Linked DNA regions of Mus musculus: region 1 is linked to region 2. A link is a loop called in an ENCODE intact Hi-C map of the cell type or tissue named here. Cell type or tissue: heart. All regions are shown on one strand. Each heading gives the region's core, and the rest is flanking DNA. Links, peaks and the distances in the headings are about the cores only.

The links. Peaks named below come from ENCODE experiments on the same cell type or tissue, not always from the same donor. Only the 100,000 strongest peaks of a DNase experiment are listed, where the experiment ranks them.
Region 1: it touches region 2 in a loop (2.3-fold over the local background); 6 of 42 quality-filtered maps call a loop at or near these places.

Annotation. Positions count from the first base shown.
Region 1 is chr16:4,204,430-4,220,539 of GRCm38, forward strand. Crebbp (CREB binding protein) reads right to left here and starts at 8,975. Exons shown (of 31, transcript NM_001025432.1): 1 at 8,710-8,975. The coding sequence starts at 8,794. It overlaps 4930455F16Rik (RIKEN cDNA 4930455F16 gene), which reads right to left. Exons shown (of 3, transcript NR_040571.1): 3 at 15,483-15,746. In heart, for the core only: CTCF peaks have their summits at 6,089 and 8,962; DNase peaks (open chromatin) are centred at 8,812, 9,832 and 10,612; H3K4me3 peaks cover 3,403 bases; H3K27ac peaks cover 2,145 bases; H3K27me3 peaks cover 1,224 bases.
Region 2 is chr16:4,281,442-4,297,551 of GRCm38, forward strand. Adcy9 (adenylate cyclase 9) reads right to left here. Exons shown (of 11, transcript NM_009624.3): 9 at 15,968-16,110; 10 at 13,222-13,263; 11 at 3,445-7,648. The coding sequence ends at 6,457. It overlaps Gm36359 (a long non-coding RNA gene), which reads right to left and starts at 2,866. Exons shown (of 4, transcript XR_875865.2): 1 at 1-2,866. In heart, for the core only: a CTCF peak has its summit at 8,305 (motif pointing left); no DNase peak of the experiment used is centred there; H3K27me3 peaks cover 120 bases.

The sequences.
Region 1 (16,110 bases), core at 5,335-13,334, 77 kb before region 2:
CACAGGGCCTGCACCTAACCTTTGATATACATTACAGCTTCCAGTTTAGTGCTTTTATAGGATTCCTGAGTGTGTGAACAAGAGGGTCTATATCTATATCTATCCCTTGTGCCTTTTTTTGGGCTTGTTTCCTTTTGTCATACTCTGATGTGTTACTTTTTCTTTTGTCTTATTATATTTCATTTTATTATCACCCCTTAGAATCCTAGTGTTTTCTAATGAGACAGAATGGGGATGGATTCAGATGACAAGGGAGATGAGAGGACCGGAAAAGAGTAGATAGAAGAGAAATCATAATCAGGATACATTATGTGAGAAAAAAAAGTCTTATTTTCAATATAAGAAGAGGAAAAAAAGAATGAGTGAAGGGGAGCCAGCTGTAGCACACACCTTTAATCCCAGCACTCTGTGGAGACAGGGTTAGGTGGATCGCTGTAAGTTCAAGGCTGCTCTGGTCTACATAGTAAATTCTAGGACAGCCAGGGCTATATAGAAACCCTGTCTCAAAAGCAAAACAAAAAACAAAAACAAAAACCAACAGGAATGCATGAAGGGCAAGGGTACATGTACTAATATCGGATTACATCAGAGGACAGAGGGCATGCCCAAGAGTATGAAGGCTTCTGAGAGACATCTGAGAACAACCAGAAGAGTTATACAAGAGCTATCTGTATGTGACATCTAAGATGAAAAGGCAGTCATGGCCAGGGTCCCATTTCCAGCCCTGAAGACTGGGAAAACAGTTGGCTTCCCCAACTGACTGATTAGCACTATAGTACAGCAGGAAAGGCCAAGCACAAGTTGGGAAGACAACCAAACCACTGACTTCACCTCGGTTTTCTGGAATTCTACAGAGTGAGACATTCAGAACGTCTAGGGAATAAATACATCCCTTCTGGATTGTTCTTTCCACATTTTCACACTTAAATTGCACTTTGCATTTTCTTAGTTTTGCTTCCAAGTTTGAGTGAACACAGTTCTAAGCAACTGAAAGGCATCAACCAAAATCTCCTGTACAGTGTTGTACAATGGCTAACAGGTATCTCAGACTGAATTTTAAGACACAGAGTAGTAAGGAACAGAATAGAATCACATATCCGAGACTTATGAAGTCGATGAATTATGTTTCAAAATAATAGGGTTTACAGAACACTTAAGTTTTTAAGATTTTAAATTTTTCATAGCTATCATGTTTCTACTTTAAAAAAATTAAAGTGAAGGAGCTGGAGAGATGGCTTAGCAGGCTGTTTTTCCAAAGGACCTGCATTCAATTCCCAGCACTCGCAGGGCAGCTAACCATCTCTAACCCCAGCTCCAGGTGATTCAATGCCTTCTTCTGGCCTCCAAGGGCAATGGGCAAACATGGTGCACAAGCATACATGCGGTTAAAACACATACTATACACAAATAAATAAACCTTACATTTAAAAAGTGAAAATGGAAACAAAAATTAATAGTACTATTACAGAATTCTGGTTGTATATCCAGTGAAGTGAGGGTATACAATAGACACAGTTACACATGGGAATGTGTGCTAACATGCAAAGCTACTACAATTTCCACCCATGAACATTCTGGTCAGATTATCATCCCAAAGAAATCCCCAGAAGACAAGGCACATTCCCATACCCAAGTAAATGCAGGGCCAACTCCTGTTCATTGAGCATTTCTTCCAGGACAGCTATTTACCAGACATCACCTCAGACAATACTGTAATAATATAATCATCATCCCATTTTACAAATGAGAAAACTGAGGTTATAGAGTTAAGACCTGGCCAGAACTCACCAGGTAGGTTATCAATGGTGAGAGCATTGAGATATGACACTCAAAATTAAGAGAAATAACAAAAGAAACAAGAGAGAGAGAGAGAGAAAGAGAGAAAGGCGCGCAAGTGAGAGTGTGGTTGCACCAGAGGGGTGACAAGTAGTGTAAAAGCAGAGTCTTAGGAGAAAACTAGGAGCATTTACCTCAAACATCTCTAAGGGCCCACCGTGTAAGTGAGCCTCCTTGTGTTGTGATCGGTGCCAGTGGGGTAACTGTGGCACATCTGTACCAGCTCTAACAGAGCCACTCACCATCTAGTCTCACAGAAAAGGGAGGATGCTGAGGTGACACGGTAGTAGGGAAAAGAATGCTGTGAGCTACAATAAGAACCAAAATGGCTAGGAAAAGAGCAAAGCCACATGAAGTTACTGGGCTTTTTGTTAAATGTACTTGATTTCAAATACTGTATATACTTATTACAGAACAACAACAGCTCAAAAGGAACCTCCTAATTTGAAGTGGCCATCCTACCCTATCTACTAGTCACTGTCCAGGCCAGGGGCAAAAGTCTCAGAAAATTTGGCTGACTGCTATGCCCAGCTGGGAACAGGCACAGCAGGCCAGTACTCCCAAATGGGTGCTTACTAGACCATACCACTCACATTATCAAGCTGTAGCTCAAGGGAAAATTCTCCGGGTGCCAATTTTTATAGTAAAGTTTAAAGGAGACAGCAGTGCCTACATACTATCTATGGCTGACTTCTTGCAAAAATGACAAAGTACAATGGTTAGAGGCAAGAGACCAGATGCCCCACAGAGCCAGAACTGTGTCCTCTCTGGCCTTTTACAGAAGGTGTTTCCTGATCCCTGCATTATGCTAAGGGGTTGGGGGCATTCCTGGAGAAATGAGCTATAGGAAGGAATGTTGGCAAGTTCAGCCATAACCTTTCAAGGCTCACAGCGCCCACCAGAACAAGCTCTAAGAGACGAACACCAAAATTCCTTGGCTAGAACTAACCTCAGCAGGGAACAAACCCCTTAAATTATTATTTGTTTAGTTATTTGGTTTTTGAAGACAGCCTTGGCTGTCCTGGAACTCACTCTGCAGACCAGGCTGGCCACTGAGCCATCTCTTTAGCCCCAGCCTTTTCCCCCCACTCTGAGAAATACTTTTATGCCCTTTAATTTCCTGAAATACAGACCAAGTGCTGACCTGAGTAAGATAAAGACAGAACACCCTCACTAAAGGAACCTAAGAACTAAGGTAACAAGCTCTACGAACCCGTAATACTTCATCTTTACAAAGAAAGGCATATTAGCCACCTCATTTTAAACTTTTTGCTTTCAAACATGAAATTAAAACACCAAAACCCAGCATTTGCAGAGTCCTACATAATGGGGTGCTCTGAGAGCCAACCAGAATGGCAGAAGCTAAAGGTGTAAACTACTGGCTTACAACCTAAGCATCCATTCCCAACTGCAGAAATAAAGCCTCAGTTCCTTTATAAGCCATTTTCAGTTATGTTTCAGAGTTACCAAATCAAGTGTAGTACAGTGGAGCATATCTGTAATCCCAGCAACTCAGGAGGTGGCAGCAGAAACATCAGTAATTCATGGCCAGTCTGAACTACATGAAACCCTGTCTCAAGAAAACGAAAAATAAACAGTAATTACAGAACCCCCACCTTTTGCTTTAACAGTATGCAACCATTGGTGTACTTCACAATTACACCACATTTTCTGAAGAGTTACCAGTGCAGCCCATTCTTGACCCCAAAAGGTTCGTATTTTCATGTCAAGATACAGTCATGAACAGTCCTACCTGATAAAAACTTTTACCTCCTATTTAGTCAAAACAGTAATAAAGTAAAATGAGGACCATACATTGTAGATTTCCTGAAAAGGACTGCATGTGTTTGTACGTGTGTTTAAGATGGGGGAGCAGGGGTCGGGATGAGGGGGGTATGGAATAGAGGAGAATGAAGGAGGGAGGGTGGGGGAAGCAGGCAGAGGCAAACAAAAAGGTTCAGACTTGCTCTGTAGCATAAGGTTGTCCAGAACTCATAATGTTGCCTAGGCTAGCCCCCTCCTGTCTAAGACTCTGGAGTACTGGAATTACGGGTGTGTGCCACAGGCCTACAATCTTTAATTACCAGCTGAAGTGAATGCAATGCAAACCCGGCAAATATCACTGTCCATGAGTCAGGAGAACTTTTTTTTTCTGTGTATGGGTGTTTTGCCTGCATGTATATCTGTGTAGCATGTGCACACAGTATCTACAGAGTTCAGATCTCCTGGAACTAAAGTTACAAGCAGTTGCTAGCTGCCAGGTGGGTGCTGGGAATTGAACCAGTCTCCTATGGAAGAATGTTCTTAACCACTGAACCTTTTCTCCAGCCTCGAAGTCAAGTAAACTCTTTAGAGGTACAAATGTATAATAAATTTCTATGATGCTCGTTTTCAATTACATTTAATAATTTTTTGTGTGTACATACAAAGACAAGAATATGTCAAGACCCATGTATGGAGGTCAGAGGACAACTTCCAGAAGTCAGTTCTCTTCCTCCACCATGTGCAGGACTGGGATCAAACTCAAGTTTTCAGGCTTGGCGGCAAGTGCCTTTACATGCTGAGCCATGTCACCTGAATGTAGGACCTTTAACCATCTAGATTTGGTTCTGTCTGTAGCTCTGGAGCCCATCCCCCATAAGTCATGGGTCCTCGTCTAGAAAACAGCAGTAAATATAGCTTCTCTTCATTGGCTGCTGATGGCTGTGGAGAAAAGCACTGTCTGATATATAAAGGACTGCACACAATGAAGATTATCGTTTACCAGTAAAAAGATGTTAGTGGTTAATCAGATTTACCACAAGCTCTCTTTAAATACACTTCTCTACTGCATTTAAAGAAATTTGTAGCTACTCAGAAGGCTGAAGCAAGAGGCTCACTAGAGTCTAGGAGCTGAGATCTGACGCGGACAACACACTGAGACTATGCCTCTTGAAAAGTGAACGTTTAGGCTGGAGAGATGATAGCTGGGTGGTTAAGAGCACTGACTGCTTTTCCAGAGGTCCTGAGTTCAAGTACCAGCAACCACATGGTGGCTCACAACCATCTGTAATGGGATCCAATGCCCTCTTCTGGCATGCAGGTGCACATGCAAATAGAACACTCATAAACATAATATAAATAAAAATAAGTCTTTAAAAAAAGTGAACTTTTTGATTACAAAGCATGCCTAAAATGCTAGCAATGCTCAGAAGCTGAGCCAGGAGAATCACAAATTTGAGGTCAGCCTAGTATATAGAGTCAATTTGCTATCAGTCTTGGATACATCATCACCTTGTTTCAAAGAAGAAGGGGGGGGAGGGAAAAAAAATTTTTTTTAAATAAAAAGCACAGGCATTATAAAATAACACCACGACAGTTTAATGCCACAGCACAGGCTAAAATATACCTATGTTTGATTGTCAAAAAAAAAAATTAAAGCTTTCTGTAAAATTCTATTATGTGTGAGCAAGAGAGTGAGTGCAGGTGGGAGAGGGGTTCCTGATGTGTCACACCTAAAGGACAGCAGACACTTTGCGGAGTCGGTTCTCTCTTTCCACCTCCATATGGGTTCTGGGAACTACATTCCAATCACTAGGCTTACATGGCAAGTACTCTTCTTGACCTCCTGAGCCATCTTGCGGGCCCTAACACTTTTTACATGGTTTGTTATACATAAAGTTTAATGTAAAATTTCCCAAGTCACTAAGTGTGATAACGTATGTCTATAATACTAGCACTTAAAACTAAAAGGCTGAGGCAGGGGGATCCAGAGTTCACATAGAAAAATTCCAAGCCAGTCTGAAGTAATCAGCCTCAAAAACAAAAAACAGACAAACCAAACAAAAAATATATAAAAAAAATTAAAAACCACCTTCATAAATGTATGAATTGCCAATTATGTGTGTTTAAAAAAGTCTACTTGCCTGAATATTTTTCTTCTATACTGTTTGATCATGAATCCATGGTGTTAAAAGATTCTAAACTATTTTAATTTGGACATATTAAGAGAAAGTTTCCAAAATACATAGCCACCTACATACTTATAACACAAACTTCCCTGCTTCTTACAAAGTGCTTAACACTTCAACATAGAACAAGAAAATAGTATTTCACCAACATCTGACACCACTCCAGAGCTGCCTGTGGTAGGGTGAAAAGCAGTCTCTCTTCCTCTTGCTACTGTCCTCCAAGCACCTTCCCTCTTGCTCTCACCCATCTTAAGCAACAAAGGTCATCATCACTCAGATGCTGCCTGGCCCCTAGTGGAGTGGCTTATGTGTCCATTGACACTCCCCTTGGTGAACTTCAGTACTCCGTAGGCTGGTAGGCTTCCCTCTCACTCTCTTCTCCACCCACTGCTATCCCTAGAAACACAGCTAAAATGCACTTGATGGATTCACAACTCAGTCCCCAAAGATGTGGCTTGTATCACTAGTTCAAGTAGCAACTGTTTCTCACTGTCTAGGGCTCTCTGTTCACTCTCCTTGCATCCCCTCCCTCAAATTTCATCTTGTGCTCAGAACACACACCTCACCTACCCCAGCCCAATGTTCTCTTGGAGGCCTGAGATAAGACCCCTCAAGAAAACAAAGTTCAGGCTGGGCAGTGGTGCACACGACTTTAATCCAGTACCTAGGAGGCAGAGGCAGGGGGATTTCTGAGTTTGAGGCCAGCCTGGTCTACAGAGTGAGTTCCAGGACAGCCAGGGACAAAGAAACCTTGTGTGTGTGTGTGTGGGGGGGGGGGGGGGGGGGAACCAAAAAAAAGAAAACAAAGTTCAATTTTTCCTTCTGTCTCTATCCCAGCCTTCACTGCTTTAAATATACTTAACATAAATACTTCAGCCATTTATTTGTTTAATTTTTAAGATCTGTCTATCTTGTTACTGGATCGTAGACTAATAGTTACTCTTAACAAGGTTTCATCTTGTTTAATGTATTCAAAAATGGCTCCTTCTTCTGAGTGGACCCTTACACCCTTTCAATATGAATGCCGTCTTATTCTTTGATCATCTAAATCAGAATCATTAGAAACTACTACCCCTTGTTTCACATATCTGTAAATGTGAAAGTACTCTTCTGCGTCTCCTGGGCAAAAAGTGGAAAGAGAAAGGGACAAAGTGCTCACGTGCAGAAGATTCTTTTGGATAAGTCTGCTCTGGTCAGCAACACAGTAAGTAAATATCTGACAATCCAGAGAAGCTACACACACACACAAAAAAAAAAAAAAAAAAAGGAAAAAGGAGGAGGAGGAAGAGGAAGAGGAAAGAAGAGGAGGAGGAAGAAGAGGAGGAGGAGGGAGAAAAGGAGGAAGAAGAAGAAGAAAAGGAGGAGGAGGGAGGGGAAAAGCCATCTTCTTTTGGGTTCCATCTTGTAAACCTCTGGATATATAAGATACTACAGGTCTTTTTGTGGTCTTATTAATTTGCCCCACTTCTAAGAAAAATCTTCAAGTTCACTCAGTAACAGCAAAGCTGAAGTCTTCCAGTTAGCAGTGTCAGAGGATAAACTTGAGGACAACACCTGCCTGGTATGATCTACATCTCACATGATTACAGTCTTCTGGCTCGAGCACAGCAACATTACTAAAGCAAGGGAGCTAGCTCTACTTTGCACAAGTGTGCTTAAACCACTGTTTCAACATTTTTCATCAATAAGATTTTTATGAAAATAAACATCAAACAACTTGTCATTTAAAAAGAAAAGTGACTTTTCCCTACCTACCTGTGAATTATTTATTTACTCCTTTCTACCACTCAACAAATTTTAAGTCAACAAAAATCTCCTGAAAAATGATGGAGGGAGAATACTCCCCTCTCATTTCTACATTAACATTCTCCTTTCATGACTGGATTTCAGGAGCACTTCAAACTGAAGCCGTGAAATCTAAGTTTTGTTTCAAAAGCAGAAATATTTTTAAATACACTTGTATAAAGTCACAGAGTTCCACAACTTGAACATCTGTATCTAGCGCCAATCTGCAGGCAGCAATGTAATTTGATTTGGACCCATTCATCAGAAACTGATTTTCAGATGCCGCTACAAGTACGTACTGGAAAAGTGCTAGCTGCGCTGAGCCGGCATTGTTCACAGCAGCATACGAGTTTATATTTCGAAGGAGAGCTTAAAAGGGGAAATACGAATAATTGGCAAGGTTATCAGAGCTGTCCAGAAGTACTCTGAATTACTGAATGAACAGGGAAGTCTTGGGTACCCGATCCGATCACCTAAGAAAGTTTGCACGGAAGCTATTTTGTGAGTTGGGGAAAAGATTTAAGATTATCTTGCTTTTCTCTTTCCCTGAAAGATTCAAAGTCCTTAATTTTTTAATTTTTCATCTCCAGTGTAAAACCATTCCAACCTCAAAGGCAGACTGGAGCCCAAATGGACTTTTAAAAGCCTGCTAGCTTCTTTTTAAGGTTACGTATGTAAATGAAAGACACCACAGCAACTTTGATGACAACTCGCACATGAGGTTTGGGGTTTTGGAGAAAAAAAAATACTAGGTGATCAAAAAAAAAAAAAAATCAAGACTTTCTAAATAACCACTAAGCGTTTTCCCAAGCAACACATTCCAAGAAACTTCTCCGTCGCAACTCGTCGCAACTAAGAAGGCAGCAGCTGTGTCCGCGACTGCACCGCCTAGAGTGGGGGGTCCGATCCTGAAAGCCCTCATTGCCTCTGGTCGCATTCTCTTACTCCAAACCTCCAAGGTCCCCTCCGCTGTCATCCCGGCCGGCCACGCGTGCGGACACTAGACCGCGCCCCCGCTTCACTTTTCCTCCCGACCAGGGAAGCGCATCCCAAGGCCCGGGACAGAGTCTCTGGCCACTGCGACCCTCAACCCCCTCCCTGCCCCGAACTCTGACAGCGAGCCTAGACCCAGCCTCACCTGTGTTGTCATTCGCGGAGAAGCCGGGCGAGCTGAGTTTGGCTCGTTTGGGGTTGGGCGGTCCGTCCAGCAAGTTCTCGGCCATCTTCACCTGCTCGCGGAAACAGCCCTGAGCGCGGGCGGCGCGACGCGGCCCGGACGGGGGTCGGGCCGGCGGCTGCGAGCAGGCGAGCCAGCGAGGAGCGAGCGCAGGAGCGCGGGCCGGGCCGCGGAGGGCGCAGGCCGGGTGGGGGAGGCGGCGGCCAAATCTCAGCCTCAGCAACAGCGCCCCGCAGCGCTCACCGCCCGCCCCCGGCCGCCGCCGCCGCCGGCCGCGGCCCCCTCATCCCCTGCCCGCCTCCCGAGCGCGACACTCCGCGGCCCGGGCACCCAAGCGGCCCGGCCGCCTCCGCGGGCCCGGCTGGCAGCGACGGCGCCCGGCCCCGCGGCTCAGGCGGCGCCCGGGAACATGGTGGTACCGCCGCCGCCTCGCCGCCACCCCCCCCCCCCGCGCGCCCCACTTAATGAATTCGCCCGCGGCCGGACGACCGGGGGGCTTTGGGCTCCGCCGCCCGCCCGCGGCCCGCCGCCGCCGTGAGGAAAAACAATGCGCCGAGCGGGGCCGCCGCCGCGCCGCGGCCCCCCCACCCCGTGCCGCCGCCGCCGCCGCCGCCGCCGCCGGGCTCCGGGAGGCCGAGACGAGAGGCGAGCGGGGCCGCCGGGGCGGGCGCCGAGGGCCGGGCGGAGCGGGCCGGCCAGGCGGAGCGGGGTGCGCGGGCGGTTGTGGGGCCCGGGACCGGCGGGGCCGAGTAGATCGCGCTCGAAGCCCCGGTCGGATCCGCGACAAGATGGCGGCTGTTGATTCCTCAATTAAAAAAAAAAAGAAAGTTTTTTTTCTTCTCTTTCCAGAGCCTGAACGGGGAGGGGGAGGGGGCGGGGCACGCTTGTACGTCACCCCCCCCGCGGCGTCACCACGCACGGCCCCCGCCCCGCCCCTCCACCTGCGCCGGCCGCGGCGGAAAGAGCCGAGCGCGCTCGGGTGGAAGGGTCGAAGGCACGGCGGCGATGCGTGAGGCGACGGGCTGCGGTGCTAGGCCCGGCCTGCGGGACGCCAAGTGCGCAGAGCAGACGGCCACTTTTGTTCTGACGCTGTCAGTAACGCGGCACGCGCGGGGAGGGCGCCCTGGGCTCGAGCCTAGACCCCCCCCCCCGCCAGGCTCGGAGTCAGCGCTGATCCGGGCCCAGCCCGTCCGGTCCCGCCCCGCCCCGGCAGCTCTGGCTCTTCGCAGCTCCTTGCTTGCGAGCCTCCAGGGTGACATCGGACTAAGAAGACGCCACCGCAACCTGCGCCTCTTCCCCGCGCCCTATGCTAGTAATGGCGAAGTGGCGCCTGCAGGTTACAGAGGGTCCTCGGGTCTGTGTGCAGATGGGGAAACTGAGGCAGGAAGGGGCAAAGCAACTTTCTCTAAGATCACTGAGGGAGAAAATGACAGGCCGAGAGTCCACCCCTTCCTTGTGCTTCCCAAGTTTGCAAGGGCACCGCAAGGCTCTTGAGCGCCCACTCCCAAGCCCAAAAACGATAGGGCCAGGTCCAATGTCCAACGCTGTCACCTGAAGGGAGAGGCTGTCAGCTCTACCTCCTGGATCTGAGATGGGCCCAGGTACCAAGACCAAGGGCTTCGATCTCCTAAGGGTACTCCTTACTTCGGACAACCACCCTGGCTTTGGCAGGTACCCAGAAAAATGTAGGATCACAGGGAGACCCTCTCACTTGGGTGTGCCACACACCTCCTCAAAAACTAAAGTTTTCCCATCTCTGTTAACACTCTCTCAAAACCTGCCAGCTTGACTCGGAAGTCCTTATCTTCCAGGTATCAGCAGCACCCCTATTTCCTAAGCGAGAAACCTGTGAGTCAGACCCCTCCTTCCCTCCCCATCCACCCACGATGCAGCTAGTCTCCCCCACATTCTTTACCTGAAGAATGAGCTCCTCCACCTTACACCGCAGCCACCTGCTGTGTTGTCCATCATGGTGCCTGCTGTCCTTTGACTGAGGCAACTTCTTACATAAACTTTTCTTGTGTTTCATGTTGTTCAGCACACAGCCACAAAACTACCTTTTGGGGGGGGGATCTCCCTTGGTGATCTTAGAGAAAGTTGCTTTGCCCCTTCCCGCCTCAGTTTCCCCATCTGCACACAGACCGGAGGACCTTGTGTAAACTGCAGGCACCACTTTGACATCACTAGTATAGCATGAAGGGACTAGGCGCAGGCCTACCTGCAACAAATGGCTCCTATACAAAGAACAAGAAAAACACTAAGAACATATATAAAATAGACAGACACATGCATATAACAGTGGTTGGGCCAGGATTGAGTGATGCACATTTATCTTAACTGTTCAAAACTTGTGCTTCCCACACCTGTTTCATCTCTCCCTTCTGTCCATCACTCTCTCCCCACCAGCATCCTACATTCACCAAGTTGCTCTCATCATCTGAAATATTTTATACTTATGTCAATGCTATTCACAGTCCTGAAAACACCTGTCACTAGCACAATAATTCAATCTCCAAAACATGGTCCAAATCTCAGTTGCTCCAGGAAGTCCCTCTAACACTTTAGGGCCTCAGAGATAACTTATGGGCAAAATTCAAGGGCACAATATTAATACATTGTTCAGATCATTTATGTTTTTATTCATCAAATATTGTTCTTAAGACTCTTCAGAGTATTGCCACTATATTAATTCCCTGGGAAAAACCATAAAGAAGTCTCTGTGTGCTCTAATTGAGAAGTTAAAGTAACAAGCATGGAAAATCACAACCAGAATATTCAGCAGTCCATCTTCACAGGAGTTGAGGACAGTAAGTGGCCATAGAGCCACAGAGAGACAGAGGACCAGCATCACTGCATCTGAGGTGCCCTGGATGTTAGTCTCACTATAGGGCATTGCATTCACTGAGGGTAGGGGCTATGGTTGCTAACTTTATGACTGAATGGGTGGATACAGTGTCAGACCCCCCAATTCGGAGGCCTCTGAACATTAAGAAGAGTAGGCGATCCTGGTGGCCTACTCCTCCTTTGAATGGACATGGTGTCTAGTCACCTAGAAAATCCAGGGCCTTCCCCTAAAGGATACTGTTGGTAAACACGTTGTCTACTAGTCTGTCCCTGGCCTTGAGTCATTCCCCTGTTGTGAGCAGGTACTGGGTCACACTCTAGTTTACAAAGGGAGCTGAGAAACCTAGTCCCTACAATTTGGAGTAAGCATGGCAGGACTCAACCTGGCTGACAGTTCTTAAACACCAAACCCCTAGCTCTTCTTTGTCCTTTGTTCCCAGTTCTGAAACACCTGCTCCACAGAAACTTTTCTATTTGTTCTTATCTGTATGCTTTTGATCATTTCCTCTGGTGCTTGATGATACAGGTTTTCCTGTCTATTTCTCCCTTTAGTCTGAGTCTCCTCAGAGAACACCAGATGGGGAACATGGGTAAGAAAAAAATGAGGAGACATGGGTCTTGCATGCCTACTTTTAGCTGGGCATCACTGTCAAGTTGAGAATGTCTTGAAATGTATCAAGCCACTGCCACACCCCCACTTCCCCAGCCCAGAAAAGGACAAGCCACAAAGGGGGTACCTTCTCACAATCTGTAGTGACAGAGACCACATTAAATGAGGGAGGAATCCATAATTACAGAAGGCTCAGGCTAGGGGCACAGAAGAGTAACAATGTGGAATAAATTAAGGACAATTTCCTGAAAAAAGTTCACTTGCCTTTATCCACTGATGAATGTATAAACCTCTCTGTCCAAACAGTGTTAACAGTATTGGGTCATAAAAAGGAAAGATATGTTATGTTGACAACTGATAAAATAGGAAAGAAGCCAATGGGCAGTGGTGGCAGAGGCAGGAGGATCTCTGTGAGTTCAAAGCCACTCTGCTCTACAGACCAAGTTCCAGGACAGCCAAAGCTACACAGAGAAACCCTATCTCAAAACAACAACAACAATGAAAGAGAGAGAGAGAGAGAGAGAGAGAGAGAGAGAGAGAGAGAGAGAGAGAGAGAGGAGAAGAAAGGAAAGGAAAGGGAAGGGAAGGGAAGGGAAGGGAAGGGAAGGGAAGGGAAGGGAAGGGAAGGGAAGGGAAGGAAAGGAAAGGAAAGGAAAGGAAAGGAAAGGAAAGGAAAGGAAAGGAAAGGAAAGGAAAGGAAAGGAAAGGAAAGGAAAGGAAAGAAATAGTACAAAATGCCATGAGTGGGTGTTCCCTGGGAACCGTGGGTTTTGGGGATGGGAAATGATGGCTGAGGACAAACTTCCAGATCACTTGGGTGTGATGGCACATATTTATAATCCCAACCCTTCCAGAGATGTAGGAGAAGCAGAAGCTTAAAGCTGTATAACAAATCGGAGGCCAGCTTGGGCTACTTAAGTGAGTCTCAGGCCAAATTGAGCTACAGCAGCAACAACAAAAGAGAGTGAGACCCTATCTCACAACAAAACAAAATGCATATAGTTGAACAATGCTAGCAATAACTGGACCTTAGAAATCTGTTGATCTATAGCTATTACAATCTAATAATGTATAGAATAGATAATGTGATGAGGTATGGATGAAATAAGATTGGCTAGGAATTGGGCTCAGTGGATAAAGCAGTTATCACACAAGTTTGAGGCTTGGGTTTGGCTCCCCAGAACCCAGGCAGGTGTGGTACTGTATCAGGAGGCTGAAACCAGGGGATCTCTGGATCAAATTGACTATCTAGAGTAGCCAAATGTGTGAGCTTCAGGCTTAGCAAGAGACTCTACCTTACTAAATAAAGTGAAGAGTGGTAAGCTTCAAACCCAGGACAAGCAGCTGAGGTGCCTATTTAACTATCAAAGCCAACCTGGCCTCCAGGTTCTCCCAGCATCCTTCAGTCCCTACCTGTTAATGGATATGAGGGCCATACCACACCTGAATGTTCCAGCCCAGGGGCTGAGCTGATCTTCCCCAGAGGTTCTCCCCTGTATAACCCAGTCACTTGGGTTACCTACCCTTTTTTGTACTACCTTTTGTACCTTTGGCCTGCTGGCTGCTGTACCCATTTCCCCCTCTCTCCTCTCCCCTCTTCTTCTCCCCACATGGCTCATGGTCATGACCACTCTGGACCCTCGGATGTCTCTGCCCCTGGCTATGCTTTCCCTTGTATCTGTAATAAACTTTCTCCTCCACCACACTCAGGAGGAGTCATGTTCTTTTCTTTCCTTCTTATTCCTTTTCTTCATTCAGAGAGGATTTACTGTCAACCTCTGACCTCCACACATATCCACACCTATTTGTATGCACACCAACTCACATACTTGAATGTGTATACACACACATACAAAAGCAATTGGAACTGGTAGCCACTGAAGCCAATGGCAGTCAGAGGTGGATTCATCACACAGTTCTGAGTACCTCTGTATATTTTGAAATGTCCATAATTAAAGGTTTTTATTACATTTATTTGTATGCCTGAGGGTGTGTGTGTGTAGGTTAGAGGATAATTTGTAGCAGTTGGTTCTCTCCTTCCATGCTTCCATGTTGGTTTCAGCCACTGAACTCAGGTGGTCAGGCGTGGTGATAAATATCTCAACCAGCTAACCCATCTCACTGGTTGAATAAAGGATTTTTAAATATTAAAATCTAAGTCTTTTTTTACTCACAAACATCGCTAAGCATTTTTTAATTTTTCTTTTGTCTTTCAAAAAAGCTTCATATTTTTCCCCTGTTGGGATTTGGACATCTCTGGCCGATCCAACAAATTTACTTATTAGTTCTAATCTCACTTATCATTTAATATAGAATCTCTTGAATGTCTATTGAGGTGTTTCTCTCTCCCCCTCTCTCCCTCCCTCTGAGGTGTGTTGTTTCTCCCTCTCTCCACCCCTTCCTCTCTCTCTCTCTCTCTCTCTCTCTCTCTCTCACACACACACACACACACACACACACACACATATACACACACAGTCTCACTGTGTAACCTAGTCTGACTTTAGGCTCACAATCCTCCTGCCTCTGCCTTCTAATTGCTAGGATTATAAGTGTGTACTACCGCATCTGGCTCTTGTTTTTAAACAGTCTTTATTGTTCAGGATTATAGACTGAGCAATAAAATAGATATAGAATAGAATAGAATAGAATAGAATAGAATAGAATAGAATAGAATAGAATAGAATAGAAAAAATAAGCTCACGGTGGGAGAATGGGAAGCCCAGAGTGGAGACATGGAATCCATCTTTGACCTCCTCAGTTTGTTGCCTACAGCATCCTGGCCCTAACAATACTTTGACTGTCTAAGAATCTCTAGTTCCCTAATTTCTAATCTTTTCCCTTCTTGATAAGTTTAAATTTCATTGTCTGCTATGACAAACACTGGTCTTCTCATAGACTCAACTCCTTCTCCCTCACTCATGTGATTATACTAGCTTGGCAGAACCACACTGGAGCTAAATTTGGCTACTTTTCACCTGAGCACTGAGAAAAATGATATTGCTCATTGTATGAGTATGGCAGTATACTCCTGTAATCCCAACAGTTGGGAAGGTGAGGCAGGAGGATCCCTGTGAGCCTTGGCTACATAGTGATTTCCAGATTGTCTTCAGCTACATAGCAGGACCCTGTCTCAATGGGAGTGGGGAGCTGCCTGGTATCCTTATCACCAATAGTCACACATCTGCAGTGGGCCACTCAGACTGCTAGACAATCCTATAAGTGCATGGTCACTCAGTCTCCTCAGCTGAAGCCCCCAGCATCTCCTTCCCCTTTCTTACATTCAGCCCACAGTTTGTTTATTATATTAATGAGTAAACTAGAACCACCAAGACACACTTTTCACAGGTTTCCCGCAATGTAGTTGCTCATGAATCCACAGTGTGCCCATATTTCTACCCATCTTCCTGTTTGTGCCATCTGAAGACCCGAATCCTCAAGTTAGGTATACAGCTGAATTCATCGAGTTGTTGAGGATGATCATCCTGCCTCTACGCCCTCATCCCTCAAGAGCCAGGATTAAATGTGTGGATGACCCCATGAACTGCAAAAGAAATGTCAAGACAGTGTTAAATCTAGACCATGGCACAGTTGCTGCTCACTGCTCTTAGATAGTTCTATAGTGAAAAGGAACAGAAAGACATGGAAATGTACAATTTGGAGAGCAAAGCCTTGTGAGTAAGTCTGAAAGAAGACAAATGGGTGTAAAGAAAATGAGTGTAACTATTAAAGAGGTCAGCATAATTTGGGAGAACACTCATAGTTTGCTCTGAGCCAATCAGAAAGGTTCCTTGAGGTCCAGAGTCCACCCATCAAAGGAGAGAGAGTTAACTAAGAATGTTACTGAGCATGTTCTCAGCTTGTAAACAGGCACACAGATAAGTATTTCTTTCCCAGCATCAGCCACT
Region 2 (16,110 bases), core at 5,241-13,240:
ACCCAGACCCTCCCTCCTTCCCGGCCTGCTCAACCTGGAAAGGTAACTGGATCTGTGGTGAGGAAAAAATTAGAGGCCATGTGTGATGGTAGATAAGACCGAGGCAGGAGGATCGCTACATATTCAGCTAAGCTAGTCTACATAGCAAGGTCCAGGCCAGCCTGGTTTCTCTCTGTCATCCCACCCCCACCTTCCCTCTTTTAAATCTGAGGAAGACACTTACGAGCAGTTTTTGAGGAAGTGCCTCTTTCAGAGGTGAGGTGGGCCTAGCAGACATCCGATCAGCCAACAACTGTTTTCTAGGTAGGGTCAAGGTCTTAATTGGGTGGTATGTCACTCCTGAAGTACTGCTTACAAGTCACTGAGAGAATTATTTTAAAAGTGGGTTCCTTTTTCAAGTGGCAAACCTACTAAGTGCCATGGCTGACACTAAAGAACCCTGTTTGGAGATGTCAATCAGGAAAAGGACATTGCTGTGTTGCTTCCGGTGTCTGGGAGTCTGGGACAGTCATCCTGAAAAGCAGTTTCAACTCAGCTGCTTCTTAGCTGTCCTTAAGTACCAGAGGAAAAATCAAATGTCCTAAATCAAGGAAGCGTTGGAGTATTATCTGGCACATAGTAGGCTTTTAATAAATAAATCCTGGATCAATTTTACTCCTTTATTTCAAGGAATTTGACTAAATTGATTTTTACATGATGAAAAGTTGAGAGTCCTCAAATTTATACCACACACATAAAACTGTAAATTATAATTTTGATAAAAATGTTTCTGTAACTGAGAAGCATTTCCATATTTCCAAACAGGAGTCTTTAAACAGGATGGAGACCTCATCTATCATCAGAACAAAACCTCAGTGTTCCTTTAACTATTGGAGTGAGGGGTAGTTTACTAGAATCCAAAATTTGAAATCTTTGGATTTGCTGGGTGTGGTAGTGCACGCCTTTAATCCCAGCACTCGGGAGGCAGAGGCAGAGGCAGGCGGATTTCTGAGTTCAAGGCCAGCCTGGTCTAAAGAGTGAGTTCCAGGACAGCCAGGGATATACAGAGAAATCCTGTCTCGAAAAACCACAACAACAAGAACAAGAACAAGAACAAGAAATCATCATCATCGTCATCTTTGGTTTTTTAGTTTTTTGTTTTTCAAGACAGGGTTTCTTTATGTGGCCCCAGCTGTCCTAGAACTTGCTCTAAACATCAAGCTGGCCTCAAACTCAGAAATCCACCCACCTTTACCTCCTGAGTATTGAATTTGAAATCTTATGCAGTTTCAAAGGGTGTATTCTTTTTTGCATTTGTGTGGAATGCTCTGTGTGTGTGTGTGTGTGTGTGTGTGTGTGTGTGTGTGTGTGTGTGTGTGCGCGCGCGCACTCTCGGGCATTCATGTACTTGCATGTGCGTCTGTGGAAGCTCTCTCATGGGCCCGATGTTTGGGGTAGCTTGCTTTGGAGAATCTGTTTCTGCCTCTGATGTTCCAGAATTACAGGAGGGCCACCACACCCATTCAGCATTTCTGGAGATCAGAATTCTAGTCCTTGAGCTTCAAGACAAACACTTTCTGGCTGAGCCATCTGCTCAGCCCTAAGAGAGTAGATTTTTTATGTGCATTCTTTTCTTTTTTCAATGAGGGCCACAACTTTCATCAAATTATTGAAGCTCCTAGAGTAAAAAATCATAAAATGTAAAGAATCTACTGCTTTTGATAAGTGAGGTTTCACCAGCAGACATTTGCATTGCTTAATTCTGGTTTCCATAGACTTGCAGACCCCGCAGGAAGAGAGTTCCAAAGATTTAATTACTCAAATACTAACTTTTTTCTTACAAAGAAACCATACAGACACACACGGGTTGGTTTTAATGTGCATGTAGATAACATGCAAATATGAACTTCTAAAATCGCTCCCTTGGCTTGCTGGTTCTTCCAATCTGCCTTTTTGTTCGGGTGGCCATAACGAGAGAGTCCGACGGCACGAAAAGCAACCATGTGCAGAAAAGATCTCAGATGAAAGAGAGACCACAAATGATAAGTTGTACTGCAAAGATTAGAGACTGTCTTTCTTGTCTGCGGAGTTGTCTAAGTCCCCCAGTGCCCTTTGTAGCCTAAGACCACGTTCCCGTCAGACCTTCAGCACAGTGAGGATCCCTGCTCCTCAGCTAGAGAAGGGCTCCTAGGGATGCAACAAGTACTGTTTGGCAGGAAAGTACCTTGGTCACTAGATGAGCTCTTGCTCTCAGTGGGTGGAGACGATGGCTTTCTACAGGCTGATAGACAAGAGGGTAGAGGCCATGTTCTCATCTCCCTTCCCAGAGTCTGCAGCCCATGAGAGGTCCTTTTTGTCTAGACATGGCTCATCAACCCTTGACCCAAGAAAAGTTTTCAGGTAAAGAGGGTTACAGCCTGGAAGAGCTATGGTTTGGTTTTGGATTTAGAGGCACTATGAACCTTAAAGGTATGTACAAAATGGCTTCTAGGGTTTTTTTGGGAGAGATTCTGTGACTTAAAAACACAAAACAAATCAGGGTCTCACATAGTCCAGGCTGGCCTTGAACTCTATGTAGCTGAGTCTGGTCTCAAAAGCCTGATCTTCCTGCCACTGTCTCCGAAATACCAGATAGCAGGTGTGCTCACCAGTCCTGGTGAATTCTGTAACTTTAGATTCTGAAATGGGCTGGGACCTAGAAGACCAGAAAGCAGCAAGATTTCAGCTCTGCAATCACCAACCATGAGGTACAAAGGTCTCATGGTGTTTTTCAGAAAACCTATTGTGTTTTCTTAGCCAATCTCTTCACTTAAATGCTGAACCACGAGGTCAGCCTAGTCTACAGACCATGTTCCAGGACAGCCAGGGCTATACAGAAAAACCCTGTCTCAAAACAAAACCAAAGGCCGGGCGTGGTGGCGCACGCCTTTAATCCCAGCACTCGGGAGGCAGAGGCAGGCGGATTTCTAAGTTCGAGGCCAGCCTGGTCTACAAAGTGAGTTCCAGGACAGCCAGGGCTACACAGAGAAACCCTGTCTCGAAAAAACCAAAAAAAAAAAAAAAACAAAAAAAAAAAAAACAAAACAAAACAAAAAAAAAAACAAAACAAAACCAGTGTGTGTGTGGGGGGGCACCCTGCATTAAAACTCCCAATGAATAGGGAAATTATCAAATGTAGGTGTTCTATAGCCTGATTTTTAAATGTTTAATGTTCTATGTAAAAATAAACATTTCTCAACCAAAGTTAACTGCGGTAGGTGAATTCATTTAAAAAATAATAATATAGCCCCAGAAACACAAAAAAGTAGATATCCCTTTCACCCCCCATTTTTAAAGCCATGGTAGGAACAAAAAGTAAATCTTGTCTTGGCTCCAAGTCACTCACTGATCACACACGGGGTGAGAGGAGCCTGCCTGAAGGAAGGCAGTACCAAGCTTCTCGATGAGGAATACCACGCACCAAAGTTACGTTTTAGAACATTTTAATATCCTTCTTTTCAGTGGATGCAATTTGAAATTCTTAGAATTAACAATTTAAAAAGAGCAGAGCAAAGGAAAACATGGAAATACAAACAATTGGTTCTTACTAATATAATTTCAGGTTCTAGGCATGATGCGATTTTCAAAACAACCAGCCCCCCCCCCAAAAAAAATGCTTACCTTGAAAATCAAGAAATTCAAATGCAGACTTATCTTTGGATACTACAAGTGACTGCAGCCCAGGTGATGGTCGCACACTGCCTTTGGCTCGCTGTGTCATGTGCAAATGTGCAGGTGCATCCCAGGAGTGAAGTTAGGGCAGAGGGAGCCATGCACAGGTGTGGCACATCTGTGGGGCTCGTCAAGCTGTTTGAGGGTTTATAACCGACGAGCACTCTACGTTCATTTGTGTGGGATAAAATTATGTGTGCTTGATCATACAGATGTATAAAACTGATCTGTGCTGGGGCCAAGAAGGAAAGAGCAATTGCAATGCAAAGCAACTATTTACACACATTCAATTCTGAAGTATTGCTTCCTGCCCTAGGTTCCTAAGAAGTACTGCCACCTGATGGACACTCCAGTCCACTGCCTGGAAGCCCAACTGTCTCTAGCAACAGCTGTTTGTTCAATGCCAACAGACCAAGCTGCACGGCAGGTGTGCTGCAGAGATCCTGTGGTTCTGTGTTGAGGTATGCTTAGGGGCAGGGAGCTGGAAAGGCCCCAAGGGGCCTTGCACCCTGAAAGAAGAATGTCTGCACTGGTTCTTCAGGAAGGCTCAGGGTGTTGAAGACCACTGCACTTTGTATGAACTGCCCTTCAGCTAGGGCTCCATTTGCACGATGCAGAACTGGGTCATCCGCTCAAGGTTAGTGATTCTCTCCAGTTGGTTTGGAGGTCTAGAGTTGGGGAGTGGGCTGGGAAAGACTCACAGATACCTTTGTAACAGAGAAAGAAAGAGTTTGAGAGGGAAGGTGTGAGAAGAGATGAACTTGACAGAGCACATCTTGAACCAAGATTGCAAAAACCCCGGCCACTAGCTAGCTCCTCCAAGTGATGCAGCCTGGAGGTGGAGGACAACCTAATACTCGGTCAGTTGAGCACACCTGAATACTGACAGGAGACCCCAGCATGCCCTACATCCCTAGCACAAGGAAAGAATCAGGTAGTGTTCTTAAGAAAAGAAAATCTGTGGCATTGTACAGGAATACATTCTTTAGAAGCAAGAGGTATTGTCACAACTTATCTGTTCTTCTAGTTGGAAGACCAACAGGGAGCCAACTGGGACAGGAAATCTTCCAGTCACTAAGAATACTCTGGGTCCTGGCATGGCTTTGCTGCATGGGTGGCCATCCCAGGTGTCTCTGGGGAAGTAGCTGACTAAAGCTAAGATGTCACCTTGCTAGCATAAGCAGGTTCTGTCCATCTTCAGGGAGGAGTGAAAACCGGGCTTAACTCAGATGTGAAAGCTATACAGTGAAGTTTACCAGTGAAAGAACACACCACACACAGGGCATGGCATGAAGACCTCCAATAGGCACAGAGATGGTCTTCAGTTGTCTCATGAGCTACACATCAGCATGACCTGGAAAAATGATGGTGGCGGGGCAGCTGTAGCTTGAGCTCCTTCCAGCATCAACTTGAGATTCATCATGGAAGAACACAATTTAATTACAAGCAAGGTTAGCAGCCAGGAACTCAAATTTCATCTGTGACAGGCTGTCTGCATTTCCTTTGGCAAAACAGATGGCTCTGTCCCTCGGTGCCCCGTAAGAAACCCCCTTCAAGAGTTTGAATTGACCAACAGAATTAAATCCCACCACAAGCCAGCCCGTGCAGTCCAACAGTGGGTGGAACGGACAAAAGGTTTGCAGAATCCCACCTGGCGCCGAGCCAGTTTTACTCTGGATCCCCACAAGAGGGAACAGCACCCTGGGTGGCACCATGGGCCACAGTGGATGAGACATGAAACATAGAGGGACATCTTGTCATTGGTCGGCTGTGTCCTTTGCAAACTGCCCTGCCCACTCCCTGACTGCTTCCCTCCACCAAAACTACCCAGTGCCCCCTCCCCATAATACACATGTTTTGATAAATAAATAAATAAATAAATAAATGCATCCTCAGATGGTTAAACATCTCCCTCAAATGGGTCAGCTTCTGAGACAAACATCTTCACTCTTGGCTGGAAGACCCTTCTGTGTGGGGTCGGGATGAAAACACGGCTTTGAGATTCCTGAGGCCTGGTTTGTAAGCTTTGTGTCTGGTGAGCATATGAAATCTTGGCCTGCGTGCAGATGAGCCCCTGAAACTGCCCAGTGTTGGAGGCGGAGAAGCCCATTTGTGGGCCACAGGAATGTGGGCCCAGGTACCCTAGAGATGCCAGGAGGGGGCTTGCTTCCAGCCCTGCTCCCTTCTATAGCCCCTCCCCCAGATGAGTTTACTGGCACTTTATGTCAGATTCATAAATGCAAGTATGTGTGCGTGGATGTGCTTAGAAAGGCCAAGTGACTGAAAAATACTATTACACATATAGAAAAAATAAACTGGAAAACACTGTATGAGAAAAAAAAAACTTGTGAGAAAAGGCAATAAAAATGGTATTTTAACCACAGCTTTTTTTTTTCCTTTTTTTTTTTTTTTTCTTAAAGAAGTCAAATAATCCCCAGGGCCATGATTCCACCAGTGGCCTCAGCCCCAGACGCAAGGCCAGACCCTGAAGGCACTTGAATCCCTCCACGCTGCTGACTGGATCCCCTGGCTGGGCTGGGGGCAGGCTTCCAGGAAAAGGCTTCCAGGAACGCAAGTAAAGGAAAACCGAAATGGGTGGAAATGAACCCTGAATAACTGTGCTCCACACAGAGATTCGGGCTGAAATGACCACGTGACACCACATCTGGGGACAGAAACTGAGGTGCTAGATAGCACAACAGCCTATCGACACAGATGTTACTGTGTTTGGACACGCAGAGCACCTTGGCAGCTCTCGGCGCTGCCTCACACACTCTTTGAGACATTGAGCTTGCTGAGTTCACTGGCCTCTTCTACTCCTATGTCTTCACAGCTGTCCTTTTCTATGGCTTTGCCAAATGGAAACCTTTCCTCTGCTTTGACTGGCTCTCTCCAGGACCTCTTAGAGGACAGGCGAGCTTCCTTAGCCTGTGTGCTATCATCAGATCCCAGGGAAGCCTTGTCCGAATACTGAACGGAAGGCACCAAGTTGGCAATCTCATCTGTGGGAGACCGCCCAATGCTGCCGTCCACCTGGACTCGGATGTCTGGGGAGATGGACAGCTGGTGCTGGGGAACCACTCCATTGTCCGTGCACTTTGGGTAAAGGTAGGTCTTCATCTGCCCTTTCCCCTTGACATTCACGGTCCCTCGGTAGTCAAAGTCATAACCCATCTTGCTCAGCACACGGTAGCTCTCTTCGCTCACCTGGATACGGCACTCCACACCAGTGGTGTCCATCCTGCTGGCGATGTTGACGGTGTCCCCCCAGATGTCATACAGCAGCTTGGTGGTACCTATGACACCTGCTGTGAGGGGTCCGTGGTTAAAGCCGACCCTGAGCTTGAAGTTGAACCATAACATATTGTTGTTGAAGTCATCCACCACGCGCATCATCTCCTTGGCGAACTCGAAGAGGATACGCAGATGCTCCTGTGGGTGGCCACCCTCCTGACACTGGGCCGTGTTCAGCCCTGAGGCTGCCATGTATGTGGCCCCGATGGTCTTGATCTTCTCGATGCTATTATAGTCCGGCTTGCTCAAGAGCTCATCGAAGTCACCGATCAGCTCGTTGAGGACACGGTAGCACTCCTTGCCCCCCTCATAGTTCTCCTCATAGAATTCACTGAAGTTGACAATGCTGGCAAAGATGACTCCCCCGCTGTCATGGTTCTTGGAGTAGGTCTGAGAGACCTTGAGCTGCTCAGCCACATGGTAGGGGATGATGTTCCGCAGTAGCCAGTCAGCCTGGTCTCTCATGCTCTGGATCTTGGTGCGGTGTAGGTCGGCCTCCACATCCCCATGGTAGTGCAGCCGGTAGCTGACCTCGAACTCCCGGTTCAGGAACCAGACCAAGAGGAGCAGGAGGAAGAAGGTGAGGATAAGCTCCTTGCCTATGAGGCTGGCCGGCCTCCTGCCGTCCTGCAGCACTGAGCTGTTGCATGGGTTCCTCTGGGCACTGCAGAGCAGAGAGATGAGACATGACACAGTGCCAAGCCTACACTGAGAATGTGCACTCTGCCCAGTGTGGCCTAGCAGTACCCTCAACCCATGCGGCCAGAAAGCAGCCTGGCTGTTTTGCAGGCTTCACGGGTGCTTTTGGTTTATTCATATTTAATTTGATTTCTTGTCTTATGCAGCCAAGGCTGGCCTTGAACTTGCTATGCAGCTGGAGGTGGGCCTGGAATTTATCCTCCTGCCTCCATACCCACATACTAGAATGACAAGCCTGGACCACTAGGCCCAGCTGTAACTGCTTTTTAGAAAAATGCATTAGATTTTTAAAACAAAAACAACGAACAACAAACCTTTCTTTCTCCTCAACTATTTCTTTTAGAAAATCTCAACTTTATGGAAACATTAAATTTCATAAAACTTGGATGTGCTTCATCTGGGTTTTACAATTTTTAAATTGCCTCTCTGCTTCCTCTCAACACATCTATGGAGACACATGTGACATACAAAGACATACTGACACATGCAAATACTTTTCCCTGGGCTGGAGAGATGGCTCAGCTGTTAAGAGCACTGACTACTTTTCAAGAGGTTTTGAATTCAATTCCCAGCAACCACATCTTGGCTTACAGCCATCTGTAATGAGATCTGGTGCCCTCTTCTGGCCTGTAGGCATATATGCAGGCAGACTATTGTATACATAATAAATAAATCTAAAAAAACAAAACAAAACAAACCCTCCACAACCCCCCCAAAAAAACCAAATACTTTTTCCTAAACATTTCAAAAGTAAGTTGCTGGGCTATCTTAGTGTCTCTCCTAAGATACAGACATGTCCCTTAGTGATCACAGAATCATTACTGAGTCCAAGAAACTGAATATTCTGATAGATTTTATTCTTAGGTTTCTAAACAACAGACATCATTTTGCAAAGACCTTTTTATACTTTATTTATTCTCTACTTATATGAAACTTCACAAAACACACTCCCCATTTCTAGGTAGTTCAGATTCACCAAAGTTATTTAAGACAATCTTAACATTTTCAAAAAGAAATATGAGATGTATACATTTAAGATATGATTATATATATATATACACACAAACATACATACATAATATATGCACATGGTAAGAAAGTCAGGCAGCATAAGGAACAGAATAGTCTTTCCTTCAGGGTAACAAATGCAGCTATTTTCTCATGGCTATAGAGTAATCTAATATATGGATGACCACACTCATGCTGAGTAGTTATGATGAGAAATGATGTTTCAAAGAACATTCCTACCCTCATCTTGGCATACAGTGGGATTATTGAATCATTTTAAATATAGGGCATTTAGAATTTAACTAGAAATTCCCAAGAAACCCTTGTAAGGGCTAGAGACTGAGCCCAGAGCCTTGAGCAAGGAGAAAAGCATTCTCTAAGCCTTCAAACTGTTGCAGGTCACACCTCCCATTCCCAGATAACTGAACTTACACCCAGCTGCGCTGTTCTCTGGTAAGCAGATGCCACTGATGGGCCCTGCAGCTGAAACCCGAGATTAGCATCGGCAGCTACCATGTTTTGTTTTGGTTTGGTTTGGTTTTGGTTTTTCTTCTTAAGGCAGGATCTTATGTAGCACAGGTTGGCCTGAATTTACTATATAGCTAAGGGTAACCTTGAATTTCTAATTCTCCTGCCTCCACTTTCCAAGTGCAGGATCATAAGCGTACATCACCATACTTGCTCAGTTTTTTCCTCTGTAAAAATACTGCATACTCAATCATAGAAAATTTAGGGGAGAAGTAGAATTAAAAATATGATTTCTCTCCTGTCCTGCTTCCCGGAGTCTGTTTATGTTAACATTTGAACTTCCTTCTTCCTTCCCTGTATCCCTTTCTTGCCGCCCCCTTCTATTTTTAACAGAGTTTTGACTGTTGAGTTCCTATAAGTTTTATATGTTAATGCATTTCTAAATTTCCCAAGGTAGGTTGTTAGATTTTATATGATAGAATTGTTCACTATGTAAAGATAAATGGATATAAAACTGATATGTCTTCAGGTGAGATCTAGGACACAGAAGCCTTAATTCCTTAGCTACAGTATTTAATTGAAGTCGTATTGTTACCTTTGACATAAGGGTATTTTAAAATAATGGATGTCACAAGGCCTTGTGGCACACATCTGTCATTCTAGAATTTGGAGGTAGAGACCTTAAGAGTTTAAGGTTGGCCAGCACTCGGGAGGCAGAGGCAGTTGGATTTCTGAGTTCAAGGCCAGCCTGGTCTACAAAGTGAGTTCCAGGACAGCCAGGGCTACACAGAGAAACCCTATCTCGAAAAACCAAAAAAAAAAAAAAAGGAGCTTAAGGTTGGGCTGGAGAGATGGCTCGGCAGATAAGAGCACTGACTGCTCTTCCAAAGGTCCTGAGTTCAAATCCCAGCAACCACATGGTGACTCACAACCACCGGTAATGAGATCTGACGCCCTCTTTTGGAGTATCTGAAGACAGATACAGTGTACTTACATATAATAAATAAATAAATTAATCTTTTTAAAAAATCTCTTTAGAAAAAGAGTTTAAGGTTACCCTTGAGTACACAGCAAGTTCAAGGCCAGCCTGGGCTACATAATATTTTATCTCAAAAAAAAAAAAAAAGGGAAGAAATGAACTTGAGGTCATTGAGACACTCCCTAAAACACCACCATAAAAGCCGAGAGATTGGGATGGTCCCTAAGCCACTCTAGCAGGGCAACTGGGGACTTTGGAGGCCTTGGTTTCCTCACTTGTAAAGCATGGAGACAGCTGGGACATGGCCAGGTTCCTTCTCTCTTCAGGTTTAGGGTAGCTGTGTCAGCTCTGGAGGGGAGGTTAGCATCCTCAGAGAGGCCTGGGTTGATACAGGAAGCTGGGATGGGGAGGGGTTCCACCATCCCTGGATGGCAGCAGTCCATGGTACGGCGGCTGCTTGCACAGGCAATGCAGGTTTTGCTGACCACCAGCTTTCCCTGATCTTCCTATGTGGCCTGCTATTAGAAGCTTGGAGCCACCTGTCTTCACTGAGGTCCTCTAGGGCCATTCTAGCTCACTGGGCCAAATGCTTCCCTTTGCTGATTCTGGTGTCCTCTCCCTGTAATATGCTGAAGCCTGGAATCCAGCAAGGCTGGACCTGAGACCTGACACAGGTTTTCTAGCCCAGTGGTTGGGAAACAGGACAGAGTTCTCTATCGTAGGACATTCCATGTTTATTTCACTTACAGCATTGAAACAAATGTAATACCTACCAATCACAAATGCTAAGCAAAGTGAACACTTTGTTTAACTGACTAAAACATGTTTCACTCCAGCCTGAGGTTCTCTGGCTCCCCCCAACCCCCACCCCCAGACAGGGTTTCTCTGTGTAGCCCTGGCTGTCCTGAAACTCACTCTGTAGATCAGGCTGGCCTCGAACTCAGAGATCTATCTGCCTCTGCCTGGCTTTTAAGCCGAGTTGTACAGAGGTTCTGGGCTGGGGAGAAACCAATTGTATCTCCTGTGAGCATGGCTTGCTGGGTCCCAATATTGTGACATTGAGGACCAGCCCTTTTTAGTAAGTTTCCTGAGGGACTAAACTTAGGTCAACAGGTTTGGTAGCAAGCATGTACTAAGCATTCTCATTGGCCTATACCTTAAAAAACCCAAACCCAAACCAAACCCCAACCGAAACAACTTTATTATTATGAGTGTGTGTGATTGGTGAATGCAGACACCCAGAAATGTGTCCGTGGAGTCAGTTCTCATTGTGCCGGAAGAAGCAAGCCACTTGGCCCTGTATTTTGTTTTATTAAGACGGGATCTTGTGTTGCTCAAGCTGTCTTGGAATTAACTGACTATGTAGCTGAGGATGAACTTGAACCTTTGAACCCCTTGCCCTCACTGCCCAAGTGTGGGATTATGGGATATGCCACCACACCCAGCAACTCTAAGACAGGTGGACAAGAGCATCCAATCCAGTTGTACATTTAAACAGCAAAGGCCAGTTTCCAAGAAGAGGACTGTTGGCCAGCTTGTACCCTGGTGAGTGACCCCAGGGCCTCGTGTCATGTAAGGACTCCACTACCGAGCGAGTGAGCAATCGAGCGGTTCCCAGTTCTTTCAGTTTTCCTTTTCACTCTGAGATGGCATCTCCAAGAAAGTGTTCAAGGCCAGCCTTGACCAAGCTCACCCTGCACTGGACTCACGCAGGCCCTGGATGTACGATTCTACTCTCATAGCCAAGATTACAGGCCCATACCTTCACACTCAGTCCAAAAGAGGAGTCTGAGATGGGTAAATGTAAGAGTAACTGAATCCTGGGGCATCCAACTGTGGATGGAAGCTAAAGTAAAACACATTAAGATCTATTATCATGCAAAAGAGGTACTTGAAATAGCAGACAGACAAAGAGAAAGCCAGGGCCACCTTTCAGCCCTAACCAGCAAGGTTTGGTACCTATAACCGTTGGGATCTATCAGGGCTGTATATACAGTGCCATACTCTATAGCCTAGGCTGACCTCAAACTCACTGCAATCCCCTTGCCTCAGGCTGCAGAGTACAGGCTTACAGGCTTGATGGCCATGGCTGGCATCGGGTCCTGCTTAAGCTCAGCTAAAAGATCAGTGGGGACACCTGCAGCTTGTGCAGTGCCTGACTGTGATTCCCAGGAACAGGGGGATGTGGGAATCTGTAATCAATTTTGTGTGCTTCACCTGTGTGGGCTTTATGTTCTATGAATGTTTTTCTGTCCCTTCCAATATGTCAGTCAGTTTTTTTAAGTGGATCTATTTACTATTGATAAGACTGGAAAATTATCTGTCTTAAGAGGCATGGAAATGAATTTTTTTTAGCTTTTATGGTTTAATTTGTATTTTTGTGGCATGTGTGTGCATACAGAAGCATGTGTGGCTGCAGATCTGCATGTACACAGCACACATAATTGTTATCTCTTACCCTTCAATTTATTTTAAATTTACTTTTTAAAGTAAGGGTTATTTAGTTTAAAATTTCAAAATATTTATTTTTTTAATTCAAATATTTATTATCTCAAATTTCTAGCCAGATAGTAGTGTCTTATATAATTAAACTACTTATTGATCATTACCGTCTGTCTGTGTGTGATGGGTGTAAGGATGAATGCTGAGGGGCATTGTGATGGTCAGAGGGCAACTGTTGACTGGGTCCTTTCCAACTTCTCTTACATGGGCGCTGGGGATCAAATTCAGGTTGCTAGACTCTTACAGCAAGCATCTTTAACAGCTAAGACATTTTGGCTACTCCAGGTCAAAATATTTTAGATAATAAAATATTTTCTTTGAGATATTTCCTGTTGCATAAAATTAAACTAACTCTAGTATATGTCTAATGAGTAATCACCTTCCCAGTATGAAACAACTGTGATCGGATACTTTAATATGCAGTTATTGTTTGCTTTCTCAACCTGTATGTGCACGCGCATGTGCGCGTGCAAGCAAATACACACACACACACACACACACACACACACACACAAGCATGCATGCATGCATGCATGTACATGCGTATTTTCGGGAGATAAGGCCCCAGGTTGGAAACTCACCTGAAATTCTGTGCTGAGTCCAAGGGGGACATCACAATGGAACTGGAAAGAAAATGAATAAAGTATTACAGGAAATAAAAAGGCATTATTAAAAGCAACTCAAGAAGAGTTCACGTAACTTCCCTTTTGGGTGACATGAGGTAAATATTTGGTCATGATCCTCTGAAACCATAAGCCCAACTCAGCACTTTCTTCTATAAGCTGCCTGGGGAATTTTATCCCAGCAACACAAGGCTGGTGAACACCTTCTCTTTTGTAAAAGGTGAATCTATTATTATTATTATTATTATTATTATTATTATTATTAAATAGATTCAGGCTTTTGTTTACTACCTGGCAACCACTGCCCTGCTAGTCCCAGCTACAACTGGGACTGGGCTGTACCTCTGAGAACCCTCCATGTAGAAGGGGTCTTGGTAAGGTTCATCTATTAGTTCCTGCCAAAATCTGTTTGAATTGTAGCAGGGAGGTAGATGGGAGGCCCCTACTTCACTCCTCTAGATCCAAGAGGGGAACCCAAAGCTCTGACCATGTCACCATGAAGGGCTCACAAGGCACCCGAAGGTAAAAGCTGTTAATGAATTCCACACTCTTTGTATAAAGCACTGTGATGACCCTGAGTCCAGATGTCCCACAATGGCAGGAGAAGGTCGTGCATTTCACTCAGTGTAATTGCTTGTCACAGCTTTTCCTCGGACACTGAACTGCAGCTCTAATTCAGATTCCCCTTTGATCTTGCTTTGCAGAGAACTCGACTGTTTCACATTGCTATGAATCCAGGCAGGAGATTGAGGACAGTCACCTTGTTGCTCCCTAATCACCAATACGCTGTGATTCCCACAGACTCTTGATACTGCTGATAAAGCATTTGGTAAAGCCGTGGTCCTCGGGGACACCCATGCCAGAATGTTAGATATCTGGCAAAGTACAATGGAGAACTGTCCCTGTCACTGTGTAACACCCTGCTCACCTGCTTTCTGGCTTTATGAACATGTGGCTCTCCACTGCAGCTGGGAAGCACCTGTCTAAGCTACAGGAAAGGCCTGATACTTAAATGTTTGTTACACAAACAGAAGCTTAATTGGTTTAAGAGATAGGAACTATTAACAAAATACTGTATACATTCTGCTACCCAAGTTTCTATTCTGTTTCTAACTGCATGTTTAGTTGACAAAGAGTAAAAGCCTCAAAGCTGTTTGCTGGCATAACAGTTGACACAAACAAACCAAGAAGCAACACGATGACCCTGGTGGAGCCTGCAGAGGAAAGAACCTCACTGTCACTATCCACACAGGGCATTTCACTGTCAATATCCACATAGGGCTAACTGTGCTAACTGGTTACCTGAAGGGACGAAAATGGTCTCACTTCCTCTGTAGCCTAGGCTACCCTCAAACAAACTTGCTGTCTTTCTGCATCTACTTCCCTTTCACCAGCACTGGGATTACAGGTGTGAGCCACCATACCTGGCTCTTAGCGGGTTTAAATGTCCCTGTCATTGTACAGCTCAATTGAGGACTGGTCCTGTCTCTGGAGGTTCATCATGTGACTTTAATCTCTGTCCAAACCATGCTTTCAGGTAACCCAGAAGGCCTCAGACTTTCTACACAGCCAGGGAAGACCTGAAACCCCTGATTATCCTGCCTCTGCTTACCATGTGGTGAGATTACAGGCATGTACCAATAGAGTTCAGTTATGTAGCTTAGGCTAGACTGCCTCCTCAGCTTCCTGAGTGCTAGGGCTACAGGCCTGCACCACGCTGGCTTTCCTTATCACGACTCTCTCATGTGGAATAATTCAGATCTTCTTTTCTTTCTTTTTTCCTTTTCTAAAGAACTATTTATTGTATATGAGTACACTGTAGCGGTCCTCAAACACCCCAGAAGAGGACATGAGATTCCATTACAGATGGGTGTGAGCTATCATGTGGTTGTTGGGAATGGAACTCGGGACCTCTGGCAGCAGTCAGTGCTGTTAACCAATGAGCCATTTCTCCAGCCCAGTCTTCCCTTCTTAGATTACAACTTATTCACAAAAAAAGTTCAAATATCCTACAGTAGTCATGTGTCTTGCTGAGGCAGATACCCAAGGACATCTATATTCAAATATATACAGATTGCATTCCCATATCCAAGTGTGTAGGATCAGAAGTCTTGTGGAATTCTGAATATTTGTACACAACTGGTGATATAGGTGTCTTTTAGTGATAGAAACTAAGTCTAAATTCAATGTTCATCTATGATTCAATATTTACATACTATACACACAGCAATGTTTTATGGTGTTATAAATGACTTCCTTTTTCCTTTCCTTTCCTCTTAGGGCTCGCCAGGCAGTGGCACACGCCTTTAATCCCAGTACTTGGGAGGCAGAGGCAGACAAATTTCTGAGTTTGAGGCCAGCCTGGTCTACAGAGTGAGTTCCAGGACAGGCAGGGCTACACAGAGAAATCCTGTCTCAAAAAAAAAAAAAAAGACTCTTAGGGCTCTTTATTATGTTTTGGGCTGTATGATGCTTGGTTCTGTGTGTGTGTGTATGTGTTTGTATTTGGTACTCCTGAGGATTGCATGCTGGGCAGGCACTTTACCACTGAGCTACATCCTCAGCTGGTTCTCTTTGAACACATGTGTGCTGGAAGCCATTTCAAGTCATGAAGGAAAGGCATCATGCAGCACTAACACAGAACTGTTGCCGAGCCCTAAGAGATGCTAGGTGAGGGCGGCACGAGGTAAGAATGCAGTCACACCTGTCCTGACACAGGGAGATGTGGAGCAGAAGCAGCAGCCCAGCCCCCACGATGGTGGCAAGGGAGGACCTCATCCAGGAGCTGAGCTGGCAGAAGTTACAGTAGTGCACAACGGCCACCAGCACCGCAGAGCCAGTGAACAT